5 separate regions of the Mus musculus genome follow, and all the other regions are linked to region 2. Evidence: chromatin loops called from intact Hi-C (ENCODE). Cell type or tissue: heart. All regions are shown on one strand. Region 1 holds the start of Smurf2 (SMAD specific E3 ubiquitin protein ligase 2). Region 2 holds the start of Ddx5 (DEAD box helicase 5). Region 3 holds the start of Tcam1 (testicular cell adhesion molecule 1). Region 4 holds the start of Kpna2 (karyopherin (importin) alpha 2). Region 5 has its middle 19 kb from the start of Gm39424.

Region 1 (4,000 bases), 130 kb before region 2:
TCCATTTCCAGCCAGTCTGGTCTACATAGTAAGTTACAGGCCAGCAAGGCTTACACAGTGAGTCCCTGTCTGTAAAATAAAAGCTAAAATAACAAATACAGTGTTATTATAGATGTTGCTCAGTGGTAGTATGCTTGCCTATCATGTGTAAGACACTGGATTTGACTTCTAACATTACACAGAGGTTATCAACATATTGAATGGTTTTGCTTATTATTTATATTTTGAGCTTTTTAAAAGACTTATTTGTGTGTATGAATGCTTCTCCTGAATGTATCTGTGTGTATCGCATGCATGCTTGGTGCCCATGGAAGTTAGAAAAGAGCATCATATCCCTTGGAACTGGGGTTATAGATGGTTGTGAGCTAGCTTGTGGGTGCTGGGATGAACCCAGATTATCTGCAAGAGCAACAAACCATCTCTTCAGCCCTGACTGAATGGTTTAAAAGCATTATTCTTAGGGAAGTCTAAACGGAATTGTCTGAACCTATGCCCATTTCCCTGAGCCGCCACATATGTGAAGGTATTGCTTAAAACTCACAACAGTCTTCCACCCTCCCACCCCCTGCTAGGCTTCCGACCATTTTCTGAAATCTTAACTTCCATTTCCCAATACAAAGCTACAAATTATGCTAGTGGGTGGTTGGGAACAAAGTGTGGGCCATAAGAACCAGGGAAAGGAAGAGTGCATACATCAGCCTGCTCAGTTTATTGTCTCAGCCTAGCGTTTGAAACAGTGATGTAGCAATTGTTCTATCGCCACAGTAACTTTTGTGGGAATTATTTCCTGAGCCTTCAGATCTTACATTGCACAAAGAAGTGTTTAAGGGCCCTGTTCATTGCTTTGTGAATAATAAGCACTTAGTATTTCTTGATTGAATTTTTAGAGCTGTCCCTTGTATTTTAAGTCTTACTGCTAGAACTTATGATTTTGGGATCACTTTAATCCGTAGGAGTGTTTTTAGACCGATGAAACGCTCTTGGATTTCACCTGGAGAATGAAGTGTCTTAACTGGTAGATTTTAAGTCACCATTTGCAATGTTTTAGGATTAAAATGTATTAGGCTTCAATGAACAGTTTAAACGGCATTAATGTTATAACAGCTTTAAAGCAAAGCTAACATGGATATAAATCCACACTCTTTTTTTTTTTTTTTTTTGGTTTTTTGAGACAGGGTTTCTCCGTGTAGCGCTGGCTGTCCTGGAACTCACTTTGTAGACCAGGCTGGCCTCGAACTCAGAAATCCACCTGCCTCTGCCTCCCAAGGCATGCGCCACCACTGCCCGGCACAAATCCACACTCTTATCCTTAGTTTGCATTATTACTCTTGCGTGCACATAAAACTTGTATTCTCCATTTAAACCCTGCATTACATATAAAGTCTGACATGTTACATGGCTACCACAATTGCCATTTAGATGGCTGCATAAAAATGTGTTGCAGTTGATGTAATACAATTCACTATTAGGCTGCACTCTCACCCCAACCTTGCAAAACAAAATCCCAAAACAACCTGCATTATTTATTTGTCCAGAATAAGTTCTTATTAGTTGTAAGTCACCGCGTCAGAGTTACAGTCCTATTCATTTTCTTTTTTCCTCCTGGGACAGCAAAATACAGTACTGCGTGAGCTTTCCACACTATATCCACCTATCTTGTTCACAGTCTTTGGCCGCATTTGTATTATCTCCCTATGCTTGTCCTGGGCAGGGTTGGGGGAAGAATCGAGCAGGTAGGTAACCGGATATGGAGCACCAGGTGAGCCTGTGGAGGTGGCAATTACAATACTCAGAGCTAAGCACTCCTGGGAATTTGCTGGAGCGTTCGATGTGGGAATAGCATCTTGGCGAATTAATTCTTCGGACTTGGGTCTAACTTTACTCTCGCCAGCCTCTCAGAGCGCGCAGTGGGAGTATTACTCGGGCATTCTGCCCTGTAGGGACACAGGCGATCTTTCAGTGAGCTAGCTGGTCAGTAGGCCCCTCTGGTGCCATCGAGCCGGCGCCGCCGGGCGGTGTAGTTCGGGGCCCAGTCTGGGCCGTGGCGCACGCGCTGCCCGCAGCTCGCGCGGAGCCAGGCCTTCCTCTGGCGCCCCAGGCGCAGGAGACCTCGCCCACAAGCCCGCCCCCTCGCCGGCCCCGCCCACCGCAACCCCGCCCCGCCCGCCGGCCCCGCCCCCGTCTCCTCCCCGCCCCCAGGAGCCGACGAGTGGCGGCGGCGGCGGCGGCGGCAGCGGCTGCGGCCCCAGGACCGGGTTCTCTCAGACAAGAGGGCGGGCGGAGGAGGAAGCGGCCGAGCACCCGCCCGCCTCAGCAGACTTCGCACCGTCCGCTCCCAGGCCTCGCGGCACCGAGAAGGGGAGACCGAGGCGGACCGCGAGGACAAGAGGCGGCGGGGGCGCGGGGCGGAGGCGGCGCGGCCGGCCGCGGCTGCCGCTTTGTTGTGTGGCCCGGGCCGAGGAAGCAGAAGTGGGAGGAGGGGGGAGCTCTGCGTCCCGCTCCCTCCGCGGCTCATGGCGACGGCGCTCGGCACATCCGGGACCCTCCGGCCCTGGCGGCCGCGGCGCGGGCTGTTCGGACCCCGGCCCCGGCCGCTGTGGTGACTCCTCTGCGCCTCGCCGTCGGCCCAGCCCAGCCCAGTCCGCCCGCCCGCCCGCCGGCCCGCCGGCCGCGAGCGCCGCCGCCGCCGCCGCCGCCACCTCCCCCGCCGCTGGGGACATGTCTAACCCCGGAGGCCGGAGGAACGGGCCCGTCAAGCTGCGCCTGACAGGTGAGCTGGGCGGGCGGCTGTGGCGCCTGTGGGCAAGCAGAGGGCCGGGGTCGCGGTCGGTGGTGGCGTTGGACGGGAATCCGGGCGTGGGAAGGCCTAGTTTAGGGAGTCATTGGAGAACCACTTAGCTGGGGTTGGGAAATTCTTCAGAACGCCCAGTGTGTGGCCCGTGGGTCTCCCGTGGAGGGCGGATTTGAGGTCCTGAAGTCTCGTTTCCTGGGGTCACAGGAGCAGCCCCTGGGCTCCTGCCCAGGTGGGGTCGGGAAAGGGATTACTGAATCCAGTTGCTGACTGCGCGCGGTAAACACTCCTTAAACATGGAGTGAGTGCTTAACGGGAGAGTGCTTGTGTTCCCGGGTTGTTAACTTGGACACCTACCTATGCCCGGCAGTGAAACCTTTACTCTCCAGTGCTGCCAACCTCTGTGGCCAGTGCCACACACCTTAAACGCACGTCTCTGGGAGGGAGGGACCGAGACTGTGGTTGGCTTTTCCGGCGTGTCTGCCTGATCCCACGACTCCCGGCTCATTGTACACTCTGTGTTTTGGAAGTTGTTTGATTGTAGGGTAGCATGTTTGGGGTTGTTCCTTGTAGGCCGCAGAACTAGTTGCTCATGTCTTAACTCCAGACCTGGTTTAGAATCCCTTGCTTTGCAATGTGTTTCTCAGTCTGGACGCATACGAACTTTTAAGCTAACTTTCACTAGTCCTCTCCACACTTCTCACCCTCTTTCTAAATGGAAAGGAATGCTCAGAGGGATTTGGGAAAGACTGTTTAATGTTCCCAGCTGCAGGGAGTTGTTAACATATTACAGGTATAATTTGCTTACGATGCCACTTCTGATATTCTTCCGTGGTCAACGTCCCCCTCCTTTTAAGGAAAAATTGCGTTTGGTTTAAAGCGTGTAATTGAAACTATTGTCCCTCTGCTAGCTAGTCACGTCATTCACAGCAAGTAAATTGTCCACATTTATATTCAGATGTGTGGTGAAGAAGACGGCATTTTGTAGTTGGTTCATATGCATTTGCGCCAGCGAAGGATAAGCTGTAATTATGTTTGCCCACACTAAACTTTGAGATTTCTGTGGGTGAACTTTGTAGTTGAATGTTTGTGTGTTAACCGGCAGTCCATCGGCTGTACTTTCTAGGTAGCTTGAAGTGAATTTGGTATTTGAGAACTTAGTTGGAATGTATGTTGGCTACAGAGTAAAATACTTTACTTTTGAGGCTG
Region 2 (4,000 bases):
ATCTTCTCAGTAAATTAGGTTAACCAAATACAAACAACATTTTTTTTCCCTTTTAGAAACAAGGACTATGTAACTTTAGAATTCACTATGTAGACCAGCCTGGCCAACACACTTCACTATAATGTTAATTCTTATCTATAATCAGTAGTTAAGATCCAATAAATTTCAAGACCTATTCAAATTTAGAATCTTGAAGGTAGTTACAGAAATAACGTTTTTAAAGGCATGAATGAACTATATGAGATTGAGTCAAATGGGGATTAATTCAAATAAACGCCAAACCATTTATTTAATCATGGCTATTATTATGGGTGAGGTCCATACTGTACTCATTAAAGCAACTTGCACCATATTTGGATAGAAATAAGATATTGAAAGGGAAACAAAATTCTATGTCAAAGGAAACCTGTGACCTAAGACATAAAATTATTCTCACTTTTCAGTACCCTTACCTGGTACCTTTTCTCCCAAAATGGATTGATAAAGGGCAATAAAAACATTAGCATCACAGTCTTGAAGTTCGTGTATCCTCAGGTGTATGTGACATTTAAAAAGGAGGTTATTGGCAATTGTTACCCATTCTGTTGGGGAAGAAGTGGGGTGGGAGGAGGGGGAAATCAGTCTTCAATAGCAATAGAGAAAGTCATATATATGTACATTTAAAAATCACTGCTGCACAAGAATATACATTGGAAACTGTACAAGATAAGGACTCTTATGAAATTTCAAAGACTCAACCAGGCAAGTTCTCAAAAGATGTATTTAAGATAATTTCCTGTGCTAGCTAGCTTCTTTGAAGTCAAAACAGCTGTTCCAACCCAACTCTTATTCTTGTAACCTAAAATCCTATTTGCCAGTATTTTTATACTCACATGGGTGTTTTTAGTTACAATAAATTTATAGGTAACCAGGAATGTCATAAGTCAGCTGTAAATGATAATCTAAAAGTTGCTAGAAACTAACGGAGGTGGCTCAGAATTCCCAATAGTTTTAGACATGTTTTTACCCAATTATCTTGTGTAAGTTAAGATCTCTCGGGTGCCCAAATAAGGGATTAATTTAGGCTGTTAGGAACTTGAATAATGACAACACCGACACTAATGCATTTGTTAGTTTTCCTTTTATTATATTTGATGTATACGAAGGTAAAAAATGAAGAAAAAAAAAACCCAAATCGCTAAGTTCTAAATTAGCACATTAATTGTTTTCCAAAACCAGCTCTTGCCCTTCCCTAGATAGTGCAGGACTAAGGTTAAGGATTTCAGCAATAATTCCAAAACTTGAAACCCCTGAATCTTGAAATGACTGGAACTGGCCACATTTCCAGTACTGACACACGCTCTGGAGACAATAGTCTGAATATGTCATGCCCAGTATGCCCTCTTCCCGATGCCTATGTCGCACAGCTGACCAAGCCATGACAACCATTTTGGAAAGAGAGGAAAGCGTCCTAGACAACCGAATCAATTGGCTTTTCAAAGGCAGTACTAGAAAATGCCAGTTACTCTAGAGGGCATCAAAAGAACTTATGAGTGCTATGCCTCAAAAAGGAAAAAAAAATCAATATAAAGATAAGTTCTGCCTTAGTCCAAACAAAGCAAGGGGAAAGAGAGACAGTCTGTGGATAGATACCCCACAAAAATTCGGATCCAAGAAAGGATCTTGACTGCTCTATATAGACAGGATGCGGGTGTCCCAGGCTCGACAAAGAGTTCCTATCTCATCCCAAGTCTCAGTTCCACGTCTGGAAACCGCAAGAGGTTTCGAGGCTGAGACCCTAAATTCATAGAACCCCCCCCCCCACCGCGCGCGCGACTGCAACTAGTGTCCGACAGTCCCGAGCCTCCGCAGCGGCGCAGACGCGGTTCAGATTCAGCCCAAGGTCCGCGGAATGCTGCAGTACAAAACCACCAGGGCTCCAGGCCGAGACTCACCAGCCTCTGAGCTGGCCATACTGCCAGGAGAGGTCGCGGCCGGACTCCAAGACGAGAGCGCGGGCGACGGTGTCCCAGAAGGGTCGAACTCGGTCGAGCCGACGGGAGGAGGAGGGGGCAGACACTAGCGAGCGGGGAAGGAGGGGTGGAAGAGGGAGGGACGTTAAAACGGCTTCTCGACGCTGATTGGACAGCAGAGGAGCACTTCCTCGCAGCACGCGCTGAGGCGGCAGTTTGCGGGCTCCAGATACCATTCCCCGCGGTCAAGATCCCGCTTACGGGTTCTCAGATCGGCGGGCAGGGCAGCCAGGTCACCCAGCAGCCCGGCCGATCTCCCCGGGGGCGTTGGAGCCGCGCTTCCGGTGAGTTGGTGGTTTGGTGTTCCTCCGCCGAGAGACCAAGCGAGGAAGTAGTGCGATCCGCCTTGCCCTGGGTCCGATCACGTGATGAGGCCAAGCTCCGCCTCCCTGGTCTCCTTCGGTTATGGGCGTGGGGGGAGTCTGTGGAGACGTAAACATCTTCAAGTAGAGTCGGTGGAATGGCTGGCGCTGGCCATTTTAAGGACCGTCTGGCCACGGGGAAGCAGCTTGTCTGAGGTGTAGCGAGACGAGAGACGGCGGTGTCGCCAAAAGGGCGTCGGGGCGAGGCATTCTAGTGGTGTCACCCAGTCGTGAAGCGAGTAATAAACGGGCGCCGGGGAGGGAGCGCCCGCCCGCGGAGGGGGAGGGGCGAGAACATGGCGGATTCCGGAACCCGGGCGGGCGGGCGTTGAGGGCCTCCGAGCCAGGGGGGCGGGGTGATTAGGTCATAGAGCGGCTCCCAGCGTGCTTTGCGGCGAGGAGGCGGTCCAGACTATAAAAGCGGCTGCCGGGACGCAGCCGGCACCTCATTCATTTCCATCGGTCCTTGCCCTCGCAGCTCCGGCCCTCGACACCACCGGCCCCTCCGCTGGTGACGCCCCCGCAGAGGCTTCGCCGTCGCCGAGGCCTTCTCTCCGCGACTCGTCGCCGCAGGATTCTACTTTCACTGGGTTCCGCCCGCACACCGCCACCATTGACGCCATGTCGAGTTATTCTAGTGACCGAGACCGCGGCCGGGATCGAGGGTGAGTGTGACAAGAGACCTGTCAGGCCGGGTGGGGGATGGGAGAGCGGCGCGGCCGAAGGCTCGCCTTCCCAACCGACCTTTAGATTTTTTTTTTTCCCTTCCTGAAAGGAGGCCTGGCTTTTGTCACACGTCCGGTTAAAAGCCGTTAAAGGCTACGCTTCGGGTAATGGCGTTCAACCTTTTTTTTTTTTTTTTTTTTTTTTTTTTTGGTCCGGGAGGGTGGGCCGGGACCCGGGGCGGCCCGGCGACCTCGCGGCTGTTGAGGGAAACCCGGAGGAGTGTTTTCGGTCGGGAAGCGCCGCGCCTTTGAGGCGGTTCCCGGCGTCGTTTGCGCAATCTTTCGTTGGGTTGTTTTTTGAGGGGGGCCCCCCCTTCCGGTATCCCCGGGGGAAAGAAGGGGCGCTTTCGAGGTCCCCTGTGCCCCGTTGGGTGGCCTACGCCGGCGGATTCGGCCATGTGGCGGAGCCGCAGCCACAAAATGCCGGCCTCGGACATGGCGGCGGCGCCTTTGTTACCCCGCCCGGCGGAGGAGCTCAAAATGGCAGCGGCGAGAAAATGTGGCGCAGAGAGAAATGCGAGACAAAGAAGGAAGCGCCGCCCCAGCGGGAACGCCGCCCGGGCCGGGACTCCTCCCCCGGTTGCTTTCGGCTCCTCCTCTTTTTCTCCCTCGCGTTATATAATTTTGTTACCTTGGTTTGCAGCCGTTCGCGGCGTTTCCCTAGACTCGGCTCGCTGGCGCCTGTTCCCCTTTCTACCCTGTCCGCCGTGCTAGCCTCGTTCAGCTGCTCACATTGCCTTTGCGGCCCCGTTATTTCTTTAAGATTAGGTCCTTTGATGAAAACGGGCAAAAATAACCTTCCTAAGCTCCTCCCTTCTTGCCCAGCTCCTAGACGCTAATGCCTAAGCTCTGTGGGGAGAGAAGATGGAGGCTCTAACTCTTGTCCTTGTAATCTGGTCAG
Region 3 (4,000 bases), 510 kb after region 2:
CTCAAAGGAACAGATACACTGCAGTCAAACTGGTTGGTTTTCCCTGTAGTTGCTACTAGTTTAGGTCTGTGCCCCTCAGTAGACACAGGAAAACAGGGAAAGGTGAGGGTTCTTTTTGGTCATCACCCTATCACCCCTCACCCCTCATCTCCACACCTGTGTTTATCCTTCCTTCCTTGTTTCTTTCCATCCTTTCTTTCTTCCTTCCTTTCTTTTATTTTGAGACAGGATCTTGCTCTATAGCCCAGGCCAATCTGTATTTATCCTGGGCTAACCTTGAACTCACAGTCTTCCTGACTTGGTTTTTCCAACGCTGGGTTAAAGGCTTGTGCCACCATCCCAGGTTCCCAGACACTCTGTGCGCTACGCTGTGTCATGCCCTCCTCCCATCTGCCTGTCACACCCACAGCTCTAATCCTTCATCATTTTGTCAGCATGCATTTGATCTGATTCTGAGTGAGCCAGCACTCAGCCTACACTTGTCTGGTCACTCCGAGGCTGGCAGTCTTAGCATCTGCTCCCTCTATGGTCTATGTATTCCTTGGTTTATTCTGTAAAATATATCCCAACTTAGAGAACTTAAATTGTTTTTTTTTCTTTGGCTTTGTTGTTTTTGAGACAGCCTCACGTGGCCCAGGCTGGCTGGCCTTGAACTTGCTATGTGGCTGTGGATGACTTTGAACTCCTGATCCTCCTATCTCTCCCTAATGCTGGGACTACAGGAGTGTAACACCAGGACCAGCTAGGATTAAACTACTGGAAAGTTCAGGCCCACGGTCCAGACCCTTGGGGATTGGCTGTGGGACAGGACCTATCCCAGATGTGTGAGGTATGGCTTCAGCCACATCCTGTGCTTTGGACGTTGGGTTCTCGAGGCCCATTCGCATTCAAGTGTTCCTGAGGTTTCTCCTAAGCGGGAGCCACACTCCAGCCTTTGCCTCCTCTCTGCCTGGGAGCCATCCCCTCCTCCCCTTGCTCTCTGCTCATCTCTTAGGAGGTCCCTTTACCCTGACTACTCTCTCTTCAGCCCTCAGCACCCACAATGTCGGTCCGTTTTCCTTTCCTATCCTACACATCACCTCTAACACATTTACGGTGGCCATGCCCTGTAAGTGTTACCACGGAGAGAACCTAAATAACTCCCCCTAATTTCAGTTGTTCTCTGTTAACTTAAAAAGCTACTCACTGTGAAGGTCACACAGTGTAGCAATGCAGTGTTGGTCTTCCAGTTATAGATTGCAACTGACCACAGTTAAGAATGGTTGCCTGGGTTACTTTTTTTTTTTTTTTTCTAAACATCCTGAAGACTGAAAGCACTCTTCAATCCAGCCTTGGATGAGTGATTGGAGAGAATAAAGAGGCCTGCCTCTGTCTTCAGACAGTGTTGCATGCAGATATATGGGACCATTTGAAAACACTTTGGTTCAAAAGGATAATACGGGGTTAACTTGACCTAGAGCCCACCCCCCTTTAAAGTCACCTACAGCAGTGGTGACTACAATCATCAGTCCATGAAATTAGCAAAAAGGGACAGCACTGCCTAACCCTGAGTCCTGGAAAGTCCTGACTTTGTCTCAGAAAACATGACCACTACTGTCAGCCAGCTCTGAATTGAGAAGCATCTTTGGCCACTGAATAAAGATCTCTCTTGCCAATGGCTTGTGGTGGTGGTGGTGGTGGTATGCCAGGAACATTTTTCCAAGTTTCCGCTGTGCCTCTCTTCCCTGAACTAAAAGGCTGTGTCCGGCCAGGCATGGTGGCACATGCCTTTAACCCCAGCACTTGGGAGGCAGAGGCAGGCGGATTTCTGAGTTTGAGGTCAGCCTGGTCTACAAAGTGAGTTCCAAGATAGCCAAGGCTACACAGAGAAACCCTGTCTCGAAAAACCAAAACCAAAACCAAAAAAAAAAAAAAAAAGAAAGAAAAAAAGAAAAAGAAAAAAGGCTGTGTCTGTCTTCCTTGCACTATAAACACCATGAAGGAAGGGTCCCTTGTTTTAGCCACTGATGGGTTCCTACAGACTGGAACGGTTATAGCAATTACCAATGGTGGAACCAAAGGAAATATAAACTAATACTTGTGGGAAGGAACACTTGGATGGGGGATCAAAAGGCCAGCCTTCGCTGGGAAAGTGGCGTGCATACAGTTGAGTCTGAAGGCATTTAACGGCAGTATTTAAAACACTTGGAAATAGATGGGAACCAAATACTTCCAGGCGTGTTGGCTAACTCCCCCACCTGCTAGCTGATCCTCTCCTGGATTTCACAAGTACAAACCGACATAAATCCAAGCAAACCAAATAGGACCCAAATCCTCACTGAGTCAAAGCGGTCGTCTTGCCCCTCTTGCCTCACTGCCGAACCTTCCTCGATGCTTGGGGACCTCAGACTGAACAGCGACATCGCCAACGCGCTCGAAACCACCACGTGCGGCAACCGTTGAGTCCGTGCTCCTGTAAGGGGCGCTGTGCGCCTGTGCTGCGCCGAAGTCCCCTGATCTGCCCAGAAACTCGTGACGCTTACTCTGCCTCTTAACAGGATTGGCTGAGAGGAGAAGCGTGAACAAATAGCTTAAAAAGCTGGGTGCTTCGGAAGAAGAGTAGGGAAGCCATCTCCTGCTTCGAAAGGAGTGCGGATTTGTCTCTAGACAATCGCTACTGAGCGAGGCTTGGTGATGCAGACCCATAACCCTTGCTTATGGGAGCTGGTGGCAAGAGAAATACCAGTGCAAGGTCATGCCTTGATACTTGGGCTGTTGGTAGACAATAAGCTAGGTGGGGACAGACAGTAAAGTCAACCATGCCGCACTAAGCTCTTTAGACAGGCTTTCCCAAAAGTTACCGGCGTTTAGACTATGTAGAGCGGTGGGGTCCTTTACAGGCAATCCTGCGATCGCGTGATACAGCAAAGCAGGGCTGTTCCCAAAGTCGGGATGGAAGGGAAGGTGGAAGCGCCTCTCCTATCTCAGACTCAGCTCAGAGTCCCTGAGAGTTCTGAGAAGCCCAGAGAGCTACATTCTGAAGTCCCCTGATGAAGATAAGTGAGGACACTCGGGTTCGTGGATGGAAGTGTTCTGATTTGCTTTCTCGGGGAAAAGAAATGCCAGAGGATTGGCTAGGGTGGCCCATGCAGGAAGCCAGTTGGATGGGGTGGAAGACATGCTGAGGAGCTAGGAAAGATTTGGGAAAACAGAAGTACGTGATTCAGAATGGGGGTGGGGGTGGAAGATGACGGTGGTGTCGAGAAAGAGAAAGCTCTAAGCTGTTGTCACCACCTTGCCTTTTACCCCTAGCATGGACTCTAACCCTTCGAAACCATAAGGCCAATTAAATGGGTTTTGTTTGTTTGTTTGTTTTTAAAGACGGGGTGTCTTTGTGCAACACGGCTTTGTAGACCAGGCTGGCCTTGAGCTCACAGAGATCCACTTGCCTCTGTCTCTTGAGTGCTGGGACCAAAAGTCTGCACCCCCCACATGCAGTTTAAGTGTTTCCTTTTCTAAATTGCTTTGGTCATCACATTTTGTCACAGCAATAGAAAAATAGCCAATATCACCGGAAAACAGCTTTAATGTATGAGCTATGTCTCCATCCCTGCAGCATCCTTTTTACTGACCATGTAACACTGTTTCATGTGCATTATCTGATTCTCTGTTGTCAGACACTGATGCTGTTACATGATATAAAGAAAACACTAGGACCATAACAGCAAGCCTTGGCTCTACAGAGCAGCAAGTCAAACTTGGCTGACCCCACAGAAGATTCACAGGCCAGTTCATGCAGGCTTAGCTTTCCTGCTCTTTGAACAAAGGAGCCCCTCCCCCACCTTCTGGAGACAGGATCTTATTATGTACACTGTAGCCAATAATGAAACTGACCTTCCACTTCTCTGGCCTTCACCTCCCAAGTGCTGAGATTACAGGCATGCATGACCACACCCAGCTTTATGTGGTGCTAGGGATGGGAGGCAGGGCTCCACGCATGCTAGGCGAGCACACTGCCAAC
Region 4 (4,000 bases), 210 kb before region 2:
GATATACTATCAAATATTTAGGGCTAAAGAGATATCAAAAGGCCAAAAAAGCCGCTTTGGTGGCCCACTCCTTTAATAACACAAATGTCTTTAACACCAGCACTTGGGAGACAGAGGCTTTTGGATCTCTGAGTTCGAGGCCAGCCTGGTTTACAGAGGATGTTCTAGGACAGCCAGGGCTACACAGAGGAAACCATGTCATGAAAAGCAAAAACAAATTAGAGAAAAGGCTAAAATATGTGTGTGTGTGTACACTATATACATGTTACATATTTTAAAATGTGCCGAAATGTTAACATTTGGCAAGTCTAGGCAAAGGTTTGTGATTCTGTGTTCAGAATTACTCAAGTTTTAAAGTATTTGAAGGCAGGCAGTGGTGGCACACTGCCTTTAGTCCCAGCACTCTGAGGTCTGTGGAGTTCAGTCAGGTCTACAGAGACACAGAGAAACCCATTAAGTGTGTGTGTGTGTGTGTGTGTGTGTGTGTTTGGGGGAAGGGAGCAAAATAAAGAAATAAATAAAAAATTTTAAAGGTTTGGAGAAAATAGGTATTAATAAGTTATTGGTTTTTTGTTTTTGTTTTTCGAGACAGGGTTTCTCTGTGTAGCCCTGGCTGTCCAGGAACTTACTCTGTAGACCAGGCTGGCTTCGAACTCAGAGAACTCAGAAATCCGCCTGCCTCTGCCTCCCAAGTGCTGGGATTAAAGGTGTGCGCCACCACCACCGGGCTAATAAATTATTGTTACCATATTTGCTGCTTCCATTGTCCTTTTTCTTTTTCTTTTTTTTTTTTTTTTTTTGCTTCTGTCCTGGAACTCACTCTGTAGACCATGCTGGCCTCGAACTCAGAAATCCGCCTGCCTCTGCTTCCTGAATGCTGGGATTAAAGGTGTGCGCCACCACTGCCCGGCTTCCATTGTCTTTATTTTCCAAGTAATCTAAAAGTTTACCACACGGGACAAAGTGGGGCATGTCTGTAATCCCAGAACTGACGTTGAGGAAGGATTGCATTAGGTTCAAGGCTAGCCTGGGCTCTATTGTTAATGTGAGACCCTGCCTCAATCCCACTCCCCATGATAAAAATTAAATAACCAGTAAATAGCACAAACAATAATATAGCGATACAACTAATGATTGCCTAAAGATAAAATAATCAACAAATACTATAAACAATATAGTGATACAACTAATGGTTAAGAGGCACACAGATCCACGTTCTCCCGGTGACCAGCTCCTGATGTAAAATTTTTTTAAAGTAAATATATTTCTCTTTTCTTTTATTGATTGATTGACTGATTGGTTGATTGAGACAGGGTCTCACTATTTAGCCCTGGTTGGCCTGGCTGTATAAACCAGGTTTGCCTTGAACTCCTAGTGCTGGGATTAAAAGCCTGCGCCAATCACCGCAAGCTAAGCCTTTTTTTACAAGTGTAATAATAATTTCGTGTGTTTGTTTAAGGACAAGCCCAGGGAAAGCAAACAGGGTACGGCCCAGTGTCCATCTAAGCATAGACGAAACGCAGGTCTCCATGCTGTGTGCTGAGATCTGGAGTCACCCTTCTGCAAGGCACCCTGGGATTGCCCGGCCGCTCCCTCATCTCGCGACGCTTCCCTGCTTACCGCCCCACCCCCACCTTTTTTTTTTTTTTTCCCCTACGACCTGCGTCTGCGTCCCACCCCCACCCCCGCCTAACGTGTTTTTCAAACCTACCAATGAACGCGCAGCTTAGGCTCAAATCAGCCAATCGGAACGCGGCGTCACCGGGAAATTTAAATCGCGCCGGCCGGCAGCACGAGGCACAAAATCTGAGGGCTGAAGGGTAGCAGACGTTTCCACAGCCGCCGACCCGCAGCTTGAGTGTCCTGCACCACCTTTCGTGGAAATCTGAGCCGGCTGTACAGGTAGGAACGGAAGCCGGTCCTGAGCAGTAACGGCCGGACGGAAGGCTGCGGGGCGGAGGGCGGGAGCAGGCCGCGCCCGGGCCGGAGCTGAGCCTCCCTGCTCCGACCAGGCCTCGGGGCGGGTTGGTTTCGCCACGCCGGGGTCAGGGTTGGCAACGCCGGGCGCTGCGGAGGGCAGCGAAGGCCTGGGAGCGGCTCGGGTCGGCGTGGAGGGACCGGAGGGCAGCCGCAGTCGAGCGGACCTACCTGGCTGTGCCGCCGCTTTCCTGATGCTTCTGCCCCGGGGAGGAGACGCAGCTTTGGGCAGGGGATGAAGGTGGCAGTTAAGACACCCCAGTTAAGCCCTTGACCCGGATCACCTGGGTCAGGGTCGAGGACGGACATAAAGCAGTTAAACCTACTAGCTTACCAGGGTACTTTGGGTTCCTGTCCCTTCGCGACGACCACACCTGGGTTCTATCGAGCCCCACTGATCACAGCTGATGTCATCCCGGCTGAATGCATTCTCTGGAAGTGTGTGCAAGATGCGGCGTTAATGCCATTGCTGACAGCGATGATGTGATGGAAGGCCCTATAATGGAACGAACCGATTCTTTATGTAACTTGCAAGAGGGTACTAGTATGGATCCGTTTTGGCCATCGATCAACAGAAAACGAGAGCTGCGTTTATTGCCTTAAGGACGTAGATGGTTGCCAGGCATTGTTGGCGCACGCCTTTAATCCCAGCACTTGGGAGGCAGAGGCAGGCCGATTTGAGTTCGAGGACAGCCAGGGATACACACAGAAACCCTGTCTCGAAAAATAAAACAAACAAAGGACGTAGATTGTTCTCCTACTTGGTGTTCTATTAACTAATGGAGCCTAGAATTTAGATCCTTGACTTAATACCGTGCTGGCTAGAGGCTTAAGACTATTGAGTGTTTGAAAAGCCGCTAATCTGTTGAGATGCCCCGTGTGCTTAAACTACCCATTGGATTTTGAAGGTGTATAAAAACAGTAAGACATCTCAATTTTTCTGTATTGATGACATCCTCAAATGGTAATAGTTTAGCTATATTGGGTAAAAGTCTTAAAATTAATTTCCTTCCTTCCTTCCTTTCTTTTTGTTTTTTCGAGGCAGGGTTTCTCTGTGTAGCCCTGGCTGTCCTGGAACTCTGTGGACCAGGCTGGCCTCGAACTCAGAAATCCTCCCGCCTCCCAAGTGCTGGGACTAAAGGAGTGCGCCACCACTGCGGGGCTCACTGTGGTTAGTGGAAATTTTAAATTATCTTTTTTTAAAATTTTTTTTGATTGACAGTTAAGTTGCCTTTGTAGTAAGGGGCAATTATGGCTTAGTATTATAGCCATAATGATGAAAACTTGTAGGATTTTGTTTTGTTTTTATTTTATTTATATATTTTTGAGACAGGGTTTCCTGAGTAGTCCAGGCTGTCCTGTAATTCACTCTGTATACTAGACTGGCCACAAACTCAGATCCGTTTTACCTCTGCCTCCTGAGTGCTTGGAGTGCTTTGCCATCACTGCCAGGCTGTGTTGTGTCGTCATCTTTGTTTTTGTTTTTTTTTTTTTTTTTTTTGGTTTTTGTTTTTGGTTTTTCGAGACAGGGTTTCTCTGTATAGCCCTGGCTGTCCTGTCCTGGAACTCACTTTGTAGACCAGGCTGGCCTCGAACTCAGAAATCCACCTGCCTCTGCCTCCCAAGTGCTGGGATTAAAGGCGTGTGCCACCGTTGCTGCTTTTTAAATCTAGTATAGAAATGGAGTTGAGATTTAGTTGATTATAACATGCTATTGTATATTTCTGTTTGTTTCATCTTAAGATAGGGTTTCTCTATGTAGACCTAGCTGGCCTGGAACTCTCTACAGACCAGGCTGGCTTCAAACTGATAGAGATCTGGTTGTCTCTGCCTCCCAAGTGCTAGGATTAAAGGCGTGTATTACTCTACCCAGCTTCTGTTGCATTCTTATTAAAAATACTTTTTCTTTGTTTCTTTTTTTTTCTTCTCACCCTCCCTTGGCTCCTAGCTTTCCTCCTTGTTCCTGCAGCCATGTCCACGAACGAGAATGCTAACTTACCAGCTGCCCGACTTAACAGGTTCA
Region 5 (4,000 bases), 190 kb before region 2:
TCCCTTCCCGGAACTAATGTGGAGAGAGCTAGCAGGTTTCTAACATACTTCAGCTGTTCAGGAAATACTTTAAATAATTTCCTGCTGCAGAGGCTAAGAGGAAGGCCAACCAACTGGAAAGGCGTGTGCCTGCTCTCTCTCTGTCTGTCTCTGTCGTTATCTATCTCTCTGTCTCTCTCTACCTCTGTCTGACCTCAAGTTCAGTTCAGAAGGGCCCTTTACCCGTTCATGTAACACTCTGGACAGTCATCCTTTTTATGTGGAATTTGTTTGTTTGTTTTGAGGCCGGGTTTCTCATTGTAGTCTTGATTGGCCTGGAACTCACTCTGTAGACCAGGCTGGGCTCGAACTCAAGAGATCCAATTTGAGTACTGGGATTAAAGGCATTCACCACCACCACCATTTGGAGGGATTGTTATTTTTAAGAACGTGGATGTGAGAATCCTGGTATCTTAGACTTCCATTGTATTCTGGGCTTCCTAAGAAACCTTACAAATCTAAGTTAATTAAGCCTGGTAAGTCCTCTCTGTCATTATTGAAAGGTAGCCAGCTCTGAGATAGACTGGTTACCCTGGACAACAAATAGTGGCCAGATGGGAAGCCAGAGGCCCAAAGCAATGGCAAGGAAGAATGGAGTTAGGCAATGAGTAATTAATTGCCTCCCTCCTTTGCTTCAGCCTGCAGCAGGCCTCAAATGACTGCCATTTCTAACTGGGTCATTGAAACATTAGAGCAAACTTTCAGGTAATGGCTTAAGGGAAAAAAAAAAAAACAGAAAAAAAAAAAGCCTAAGATTCTAGTCTATTTAAATTGTTGGTTCTAAAGGCAGATTTTGAAATTCCCCTTCCCTCAGGGGGCATGTCACAGTGTGGAGACAGTTTTGGTTGTCACATGTGAGACAGGGCTATTTTACTGCCTCTGAACGTCCATAATGCATACAATAGGCCTCAGTAAAGACACATCCATGCTTAGGAATGTCAACAGCTTGGAGGTTACAAGCCCTGTGTTACTGTTGTTGTTACAAACTCTGTGTTACAGTTGTTGTTGTTACAAACCCTGTGTTACTGTTGTTGTTGTTGTTACAAACTCTGTGTTACTGTTGTTGTTACAAACTCTGTGTTACTGTTGTTGTTACAAACCCTGTGTTACTGTTGTTGTTGTTACAAACTCTGTGTTACTGTTGTTGTTGTTACAAACCCTGTGTTACTGTTGTTGTTGTTACAAACTCTGTGTTACTGTTGTTGTTGTTACAAACTCTGTGTTACTGTTGTTGTTGTTACAAACTCTGTGTTACTGTTGTTATTGTTACAAACTCTGTGTTACTGTTGTTGTTACAAACCCTGTGTTACTGTTGTTGTTACAAACTCTGTGTTACTGTTGTTGTTGTTACAAACTCTGTGTTACTGTTGTTGTTGTTACAAACCCTGTGTTGCTGTTGTTCACTAATGAGAGTAAATCCTCCCTCTGTAATCAGGCTTTGCCAGGACATCACAGTAATCCTCCCTCCTTAGCTTCCCAAGTGCTGGGGTTACAGGTGTGGGTCCTCACATGCGGATGAGACCCTGGCTTAAAGATTCAGGAGACAGCATGCCTTTTATCCCAGCACTTGGGAGACAGAGGCAGGTGGATTTCTAAGTTCGAGGCTAGTCTGGTCTACAAAAGTGAGTGCCAGGACAGCCAGGGCTACACAGAGAAACCCTGTCTTGAAAAACCAAAAAAAAAAAAAAAAAAAAAAAGATTCAGGAGACAGCTTCCAGGTACCCCAGGCTAAGCTGGAATCAGCCACCAGGGAAACACCCTGGGATTGGTTTATTTATTTACTTATGCATTTTATCTATTTTGAGGCAGGGTCTGATAAACCAGGTTGGCTGTGCATACTCAGCCTAAGGAAAGGTTTAAAAGCCTGGAAGGCTCCTTGCAACTAGAAAGATAACCACAGGGAGGCAGTAGAGTTTAGGGCGTTAGAACCTTGCTCTTGAATTCCATTTGCGTTGCCATCCAGGCTGGACGCCTCCAGACCGCTGTGTGGCCTTCAGCAAGTTGTTTAACTGCTCTGTGCGGCACAGCTCCCCAAGGTAGAGATGAAACTGCTATCGACTTCCTAAATGAAATTATGAGTGATGCCAGCTCTCGATTAGTTTTAGGGTTAAAAATTAAAAGCGAGTAGGGCAGGACACAACTTGGTTTTGGATTCACTCCGTAGCTGAGGATAACACTGGATTCTTGACTTTTGTGCCTCCACCTCCAAAGTACTGGAATTGCAGTGTAAATGCTGAATAGCTCCCCCAACAAATCCATTCCTATTAGATTAAGTTCACTGCAGTGCAGGTATCTCAGTGTGTGTGTGTGTGTGTGGGGGGTGTCTATGTCCAAAGGCTTTTGAGGGGAGGTTTCTCAGGAATTTGGTCCAGAGCACAGAAGTCACTGTTCCCATGGGGCCCAAGTTGCCTTTCTCCAGATTGTAAGCTGGCCTTGAACTCACAGAGATCCTCCCATCTCTGCCCCTGGATGGTGGAATTCAGGTGTGTACCACCACTCTTGGCAAATAGATGAAACTTATATTTATTTAATGTACTGTACAATGTTGAGGGTTTACCTGCATGTATGTGTGCATGTACGTATGTATGTATGCATGTGTGTATGTGGCTATGTACATATACTGTACCCAGTGTCTACAGAGGCCAGAAGAGGGAGGGCACTGGATCTCTCTTGAACTGAACTCACAGATGCTTGTGAACCACCATAGTGTGCTGGCTTTGCTCAGTTTGCCCGCAGGAGTCCCTGTGGGGTTTCCTTTTAAAGAGTTATCTTGAAAATCATGTCTGTGTCTGTGTGTAAGTATGTACACGTGTGTTCAGGGACCTGAGGAGGCCAGAGGCACCAGATCAGATGGAGTTACAGTGCCCCATGCGGCTGTAGGGAACCTGACTCAGGTCTGCAGGGAGAACGCTAAGTACCTCAACCAAGGCATCTCTCCAACTGCTATCTTTTTGCTTCATATAGGTAAGTGCATCTCTTGTCTAACAGCATGAATAACCTCAATTTTAAGGAGCCGTGTGCTTTCTGTGGTTCGGGACCTACTTATAGCCTGCAGAAGTGGCCATGCACTGCAATTTTCCAGACACATTTGCCCTTTGTAGTCCTGTTCCCAGCAGGTGCCAAGGTGGCAGAAAGAGATGTCTATCTTTTCCATACAATTTAAAATATTCATTCATTTGTTTGTTTATTTATTTGTTTTTGGCTAGGCATAGCTTAAATTCTAGCACTGGGAAGGCAGAATCAGGCATATCTCTATGAATTTGAGGCCAGCCTGATCTACATAATGAGACCCTGTCTAAAAAAACTATATTTTCAAAATTTTATATGTATGTGCCCCCCATGTGCGTGTCTGATGCCTTTGGATGTCAGGAGAGAGCATGAGATTCCCTGGAACTGGCGTTACAGAGGTTGACAACCATTACGTGGGTGCAAGGAACTGAGCCTGGGTCCTCTCCCAGAGCAGTCAGCGCGTCTAACCTCTGAACCATCTTTTTCTTTATCTATATATTTTGAGACAGGATCTCCCTATAGCTTGTTATGTAGCTCAGGTTGGCCTTGAATCAACAGAAATCCACCTGCCTCTGCCTCTGCCTCCCCAGTGTAGAGACTAAAGGTGTGAGCCACCCACACATACCTGGCTTGATACACTTTTTTTGAGTCATGACCATTGCGTGTATGTTGGGAGCCTGAAGGCCAGGTGGGAGGAATTAGACTTAGGCCTATTTGTGTGTAGTTCAGGTGTTCTAGCCGATTCACTGGGAGAGGCAGGATTGTGTGCAGGAGGAAAGGGGCCTGTCTACTTGATTCTTATTATGTTTGGTTTTTCCGAGACAGCCTAGCTTAGGCTGGTTGAACTCCTGGTTTTCCTGCCCATACATTTTGAGCTACCACAGGCAGCTTGTACTCCTACTATGTGAAAGGAGGTGGGTGAACACAGTGAGTAGTGACCTCTATCCCTGGC

The links. Hi-C counts contacts between places; a loop is a spot of excess contacts. Peaks named below come from ENCODE experiments on the same cell type or tissue, not always from the same donor. Only the 100,000 strongest peaks of a DNase experiment are listed, where the experiment ranks them.
Region 1: it touches region 2 in a loop (4-fold over the local background); 7 of 42 quality-filtered maps call a loop at or near these places.
Region 3: it touches region 2 in a loop (2.3-fold over the local background); 2 of 42 quality-filtered maps call a loop at or near these places.
Region 4: a loop joins it to region 2, with 2.6 times the contacts of the local background. A loop is called at or near these places in 7 of 42 quality-filtered maps.
Region 5: it touches region 2 in a loop (2.9-fold over the local background); 4 of 42 quality-filtered maps call a loop at or near these places.

The regions. Positions count from the first base shown.
Region 1 is chr11:106,918,951-106,922,950 of GRCm38, reverse strand. It overlaps Smurf2 (SMAD specific E3 ubiquitin protein ligase 2), which reads left to right and starts at 2,236. Exons shown (of 19, transcript NM_025481.3): 1 at 2,236-2,770. The coding sequence starts at 2,719. In heart, a CTCF peak has its summit at 1,978; DNase peaks (open chromatin) are centred at 2,130 and 2,840; H3K4me3 peaks cover 2,495 bases; H3K27ac peaks cover 2,021 bases.
Region 2 is chr11:106,787,312-106,791,311 of GRCm38, reverse strand. It overlaps Ddx5 (DEAD box helicase 5), which reads left to right and starts at 2,818. Exons shown (of 13, transcript NM_007840.3): 1 at 2,818-3,039. The coding sequence starts at 2,996. It overlaps Cep95 (centrosomal protein 95), which reads right to left and starts at 2,060. Exons shown (of 20, transcript NM_177088.3): 1 at 1,935-2,060; 2 at 453-581. The coding sequence starts at 1,953. In heart, a CTCF peak has its summit at 1,949 (motif pointing right); DNase peaks (open chromatin) are centred at 2,391, 2,721 and 3,631; H3K4me3 peaks cover 3,300 bases; H3K27ac peaks cover 2,806 bases.
Region 3 is chr11:106,275,112-106,279,111 of GRCm38, reverse strand. It overlaps Tcam1 (testicular cell adhesion molecule 1), which reads right to left and starts at 2,390. Exons shown (of 8, transcript NM_001379686.1): 1 at 2,319-2,390. In heart, a CTCF peak has its summit at 2,450; a DNase peak (open chromatin) is centred at 2,511; H3K4me3 peaks cover 695 bases; H3K27ac peaks cover 1,039 bases; H3K27me3 peaks cover 291 bases.
Region 4 is chr11:106,997,261-107,001,260 of GRCm38, reverse strand. It overlaps Kpna2 (karyopherin (importin) alpha 2), which reads left to right and starts at 1,736. Exons shown (of 11, transcript NM_010655.3): 1 at 1,736-1,902; 2 at 3,926-4,000. The coding sequence starts at 3,949. It overlaps Gm39424 (a long non-coding RNA gene), which reads right to left and starts at 1,792. Exons shown (of 3, transcript XR_880255.3): 1 at 1,712-1,792. In heart, a CTCF peak has its summit at 1,764; a DNase peak (open chromatin) is centred at 1,730; H3K4me3 peaks cover 2,950 bases; H3K27ac peaks cover 2,197 bases.
Region 5 is chr11:106,978,589-106,982,588 of GRCm38, reverse strand. No RefSeq gene overlaps it. Among named protein-coding and RNA genes, the nearest start is that of Gm39424, 19 kb to the left of the region's middle. In heart, a CTCF peak has its summit at 1,931; a DNase peak (open chromatin) is centred at 1,998.